2 separate regions of the Homo sapiens genome follow, and region 2 is linked to region 1. The links are chromatin loops, found by intact Hi-C in ENCODE. Cell type or tissue: CD14-positive monocyte. All regions are shown on one strand. Each heading gives the region's core, and the rest is flanking DNA. Links, peaks and the distances in the headings are about the cores only.

What was found. Hi-C counts contacts between places; a loop is a spot of excess contacts. Peaks named below come from ENCODE experiments on the same cell type or tissue, not always from the same donor. Only the 100,000 strongest peaks of a DNase experiment are listed, where the experiment ranks them.
Region 2: it touches region 1 in a loop (2.0-fold over the local background); 56 of 110 quality-filtered maps call a loop at or near these places.

Annotation. Positions count from the first base shown.
Region 1 is chr11:86,804,967-86,807,882 of GRCh38, reverse strand. It overlaps PRSS23 (serine protease 23), which reads right to left. Exons shown (of 2, transcript NM_007173.6): 2 at 1-252. The coding sequence starts at 239. Among named protein-coding and RNA genes, the nearest start is that of PRSS23, 5.9 kb to the right of the region's middle. In CD14-positive monocyte, for the core only: no CTCF peak of the experiment used is centred there; a DNase peak (open chromatin) is centred at 1,662.
Region 2 is chr11:86,674,915-86,677,830 of GRCh38, reverse strand. No RefSeq gene overlaps it. Among named protein-coding and RNA genes, the nearest start is that of ME3, 3.8 kb to the right of the region's middle. RefSeq lists a silencer at 2,550-2,844. In CD14-positive monocyte, for the core only: a CTCF peak has its summit at 1,147 (motif pointing left); no DNase peak of the experiment used is centred there.

The sequences.
Region 1 (2,916 bases), core at 158-2,657:
TCTTCGTAAGTGGGCAGTGGAGTTCCCTTATGACACTGGGGTCCACATGAAGAAGATACTTCTAATTTGGCTTCGGCTCCAAAGTCTGGCTTGGCTAAATTGAGGGTAGACTGGGGCAAGACGACAGGGAGGCGGTATGCAGGCCAAGTGGGTTTCCAGGGGGCACTGTAAGGGCTCACTTGCCCAACAGCACAGAGCAGAAAGAAGAGAAGGAAGAGGAGCCCTGGAATCCCTGCCATGCCGAGCACTGTTCTGTAGAAACAAAGACAAGCAGGTCAGGAGGGCAAGGGCTGAACGTTCATTTACTGCAGACAGCAAAGCTCAGCAGCAGGCCTGTCATTGTTTCTGAGTCTTTGAACACTCCTCAGGAATCAGGGTGTGGAGAGGAATCCTTAGATAACGGTCTCACTTTCAACGCAAAGGCTCAACCTTAGGAAAGTTCCTGTGGCTGGGTGCCTGAAGTGAAATTGGGTGTTCCTTCCTTTCTATGTTTAAGATGTCCCTAATGATGGTAGACTGCAGAGTAGCAGGCATAAAGTCATTAGTCCCCTGGCTAACTGACTGACCAGCCCCAATTTCCACGTAATTTTGAGCCCTCTTTGTGCTTGATTCTAAACCTCCTCCTCTTCTACCTTCATGATGTCCCCGCCTTTCCCTCCTCCTTCTCTCATTCTCATTGTAACATGTACTTGGAAAATTTTCAGAGCAACTTGGTCACTCAGAGGGTCAATTTAAATTACATGGCTTACTGAGTGACTGAGACATCAAAGAAGGACAGCTCCACAGTGTCACAATTACCACCACTCCTGTGGTTTTTAAATGATGGTGCACTCGAGAAAGGGTATGAGATTTTTTGTTTTGTTTTGTTTTTTGCTTTGAATTTACAACAACCTTTACTATTATATATATTGAGTTCCAGAGTGGCTAGGCTTCTAATAAAATATTCCTTCTTCCTTTGGATTATGTTGTACACTACCAGGATCTTTGTCAATATCTAAAGCTCTAATATTGCATCAGCTATAACACTATGAACTGTTACCATTGGTTACTTTTTCAGTTGTTTATATCTGTATTACCAACTAAATCTCTTAAATTTGGGCCTGTGCTAGCACTCGACAAAGATTTGTTAAATGGATGCTTGTATTAATGGAAAAGTGAATGAATGTTGCATGCTGACGCTAATGACAATGATGTACATGGATGATGCGGTAGCTCAGAGAAACAGCTTGAGGCCAATTGTGGGAGTAAGAACAAGAGAGGCCTTCTAGGAGAAGTGATGCTTGAGAAATAGTATGCCACAGCCTCGCTCCAACCTCTCAATATAGAGGACCAAATGTATTATTTGGCAAATGCACCCGTTCTTTTCAAATGTACCCACCATTTAGAAGCAATAGGAGTCCTAGTAAAGGTGACACCGTGGAGCTGTCCCTCCTTGATGCTTCGGTCATTCAGTAAGCTATGTAATTTAAATTTACCCTCTAAATGAACAAATTGCCTAGAAATTTTCCAGGCATCACCTGATGTTTCAGATGGGTGCTGAAGTAGAAAAGAAGTCTGATAACATAAGACAGAGAGAAGGGGATACTTAGGGAAGGGAAACAAGAGTCTGTGCAAGGGCACAGCAACATGCAACCATGTGAGTAATTTGGGGAATCACACTTAGCTCAGCAAGGGTGGAGTAGAGGAAGTGGTGGAGGCAGCAGGCAAGAGCTAGATTGTGAAGTGCTATGTGTACTAAACAAAGAAGTTTGGATTTTATACTGCAAGGTATGTTTAAATGCCCAGATCAATCATCCCACAAGAAAAACAACAACGAGGAATACTGAAAGTGCTTTCATAAATGTTTAAGCATCAGTTGGCTCTCAGTGGCTCTGACTCTTCTGGTTCAATAGAAGCTGACTCAGCAGGTAGGGTAACTCATTCACAACCAAGCATCCAAAAACAAGGACCCGGAAGGGGTGGGTCTCAAGAGGCTCTGGGAACACAGCAGAAGTTAGGAAGAAACTGTTTTGTTATTCTCATTCTCTTCCTGTTTGAAAGTACAGATCTACTGGCAACTTTGGGTGCCTTTTGCTCCCTTTTATATAAAAGTAGAAAATCCCAATGATCTGATGTAGTATAGCTGAGCATGCCCATTCTCATTCCCAATATCCACACTGTGTTTCTAACATATGTGTGTGCCCCACCCACCTCTGGGACCTTTTTGCTTGACTTTTTCTCTTGGCTTCCACTTCAGTCAGGGAGAATAGGGATAGGAAAAGAAAGAAATAAGGTCCTGGAAAAGCCAGTTCCTTGGGACTCCCTAATTCCTTGAAATTCTACTTGTCTCCATCTTTCCAAATAGGAAGGGTCCCTGAGCCCTTTTGTAGGAAGGAAATACATTTAATTATTTCTTTAAATCCTTGAAAACATGGGGTGCCCGCATATGTGCACACACGTGTTTGTATGTGCTTGTTGGGAATATTGCCAAGACTAAAGGTTTTAAGTGGACTAGGAAGGGGATGCCAATGCTAGCTGAGTCCTCCTCTCCAATGGAGAACTTGGCAGTGAAATGGGTGTGGTGATGACAACCCTTTAGGAGATCTGTGGGGCATGGTTCTGATTATTCCCACCTACTGGCTAAGGAGTCATCCCTTGGGCTTATCGAGGACTTGAGCAGCCTTTTCTCTATATAAGTTGCTGTCTAGGTGACTAAATGCCCCACTCACACCAGAATCCCTGCCAAATGTGACAGGGACTAGGAGGAGTCATATATCTCCCACATGGCTGTATCTTGGGCTTCAACGCACCATTCTCTCCTCCCTTTGAGTAATGTGGGGAATGTTAATGTGACTTACATTGAGCACATGGTAAGCCAAGTTTTACTTCAGCTTATCTTAAGAAAGAAAACACAGAATGCGGAGGTCCAACCTGCCA
Region 2 (2,916 bases), core at 95-2,594, 130 kb after region 1:
AACTGAACTCCGTGGACCACCTCTCTTAGGAATGTGGTTATTTAAAAGATGTTTTCTTGTTAAAATTGGGTATTAAAAGTTATGACAATGCAACAGAAGAATAGAGAAATAGGATGTAATGCAACAGAGAAATAAGAAACGTGTTTTCTGCTACCCAACAAAATGGCCCCTTTATTTTTGCTTTTGATATTCTCAGAATGTCAGAGAACTGTTTATTCCTACTTAATAGAAAAACAGAAGTCAACAAGCCAAAGTGTAGGACAGGGAAAGCGTGGCAGGGAGGTAGGGAGCAGGTCAAGAAGAGAGGGAGAATCAGTTACCTTGGAAACAACTCCAAAGGAAGAGTCAGAAGGACAGGATGCAGAAGCTTCGTGGCCCCATTGGCTCCCCCATGCCCTTTTTTAACTCAAGCCCCTTCTATGCCACAGTCCTCCCATATTTAGGTAATCAGACTCAATTCAGTAGGCATTGATTGCACACACCCTGTCCTAGGTGTTGGGTAGGATGAAAGGTTGAAGAGTGGTGATGAGGATGACGATTGGAGATCAGAGAACCACTGTTCATTGAGTGCTGGCCATGCAGCAGGCCTGACCAAACACGAGCCCTTAGTGTCCTGGGACCACCATGGCACCTGAGCCTGGGTTTAAATCCCAGCCCACTTCAGGTGAGTTATTTAATTTTCCTGGATTTTGTTTATGTGTAAAATGAGGATAATAATGGTACCAATCTATAACAGATGGGTCCAGTTGAGGAGACAGAACCACACAAAGTATATCTCAACAACAGGAAGTTAATATAAAGAACTGGTTTCCCAGGTGCTGCAGGGCTGGATGAGAAGAAAAGGAGTGCTGAGGCAATCACAGATGGTAACCGGAGCATGCAGGTTTCATCTCCAGGGTTGGAGGAACAAAGGGAAGTGGTTGCACCATCAGAAGCTGGACCTGAGGTGAAAAAGACTTGCTGCTAAGTCTGCGGAAGCCTGGGAAGCCTGATTCTAGGCTGTGAAAAGGGGCTGGAGGCTGGGCCCAATGGCTGATGCCGGGTAAATGGCTGTTGCTGGGCGGATGCTGCAGGGAACCAACAGCGAGCAAACAGAAAGGAGAACATTTCCCCTCTCCAGCCCTCAGTCTCCCTTTAGTGCCCCCTATTGGCAGAAATGAACAAGAACCCTGCTGCCAAAGAATGGGTTTATAGGGCCCAAGCTTCAGCCATAAGCCAGAGTAGAAAAAGCTAGATCTGGAGCTGAGCAAAATGGCATGATAGCTCGTGAGGCTAAATGACTTAGCATTTATAAAGTGCTTAGAACAGCACCTGGCACGTAGGTGGTAAGTGTATGCTATAATGCATTTTAAATAAATAAATAAATCCAGCAAAAAACAACGTGAGAAGTGATGTTAGGATCTCAGTTTTATCCATGAGGATGGTGAGGCTTAAAGAGGTCACATAAAATGCTCAAAGTCACTCACTGGTAGAGAGTCCAGACTATCTGGATTTAAAGGTGTTCACTTTTATGAGCCTCTTTGCACAATAGGAGAGATTTTCAAAAGTGCAATAAAAGTGAATAGGAGAGATAAAAATAGCAGAGTTTGTGGGCATCAGGGAGGGAGGGTAAGCTGCTGGTTGGCACTCTCGGAAGGCTCATTGGAGGAGGTAGTGTTTGAGTAGAATTGTAAAGGACAGACAGGGCTTCAACTGGCAGATGCTGGAAGCAGAGGAAACTGCTGAGCAAAGGCCCAGAGTTCAGGGCACATAAGCAGAGTGATGAGTATGCAGACCAGGAAGAAATAAATGATCCCCATAATTCTCCTTTGCTGCAAATAATAATAATAATGATAGAGTTGAAGTGCTTACAAATATTACTAGCAGCAATATGAATTTAAAGAGTTCTTTGGGGCAATCATGAACATTAAATGTTGTGCAGAATATTACGAATAAGTTTGTGAAGCAATGGGATTAACTGAAAAATAATGAATTTTATATTCACCTCCTTTTTAAAATCCATGTGTAAGGTCATTAACATCTGCTTTCAGAAGATAAGAGATCTTGTTTTAAGATAGCTGACTGAGTTAAAAATCTGACTTGAAGCCATTTTGTGCCCTTTTAACAATGTACCAAATTTAGTTTCAATTAATTCCACTCCTTGGAAGGTTATGCACAAATTTGAACCACAATTATATTTAATTCAAGAAACTGAGTTAATTCTAAGTGCCAGGCACTTTCCCAGGTATAGAGATGCAAAGAATTATAAATGGTGGTTGTAGTCATCAAGGAATTCACAATCTAGTAGGGAAACAGGTAGATATTTAAATCTCTGTAATCAAAATGGAAAAGCAAAAGTATTAACTATACCTGGAATATGGAACTGTTGGCTGGAGGAGATGGAATGAGATTCCTTCTCTGCCATCCCAAGAAGCATCATTACAATGATGGCAGAAGTCAGTAAATGGGATATGAAAGGAGAGGGGCCAAGACAAATTATGGAGACCCATTAGTTCTATATAGTGCTGGACCAGATCACCAGATCACAAGCCAACTTCCTGGCTGGCTAAGGAAGTCAGAGTTGTATGGAGTTGGAAGAAGATCTGTAATGTTTCCATGGTTCTGAACCTGGTCTCTGAAATCCTATATTCAGCTCTAAAAGTAAGGAAGTTGCCACAAAAGCAGAAATGGAAACCACACGTGCCAATAAAAACAGCTCACAGTTTCTGATCACCCACTACGGGCTAAGCACTTCAACAGAAAATGAGTATTATATTTAGACTTCTAGTTAGTGGTCCCTAGGAACCATTCTCCCCTTCTTCCTTTTAGTAATAGACTCCCCACTGAACTTCAGTAGAGCACATACATGCCTTTCCTACTACAAACAATATTTTCCAGCCCTCCCTGTAGCTTGATATGAATGTGTGACTTAGTTTT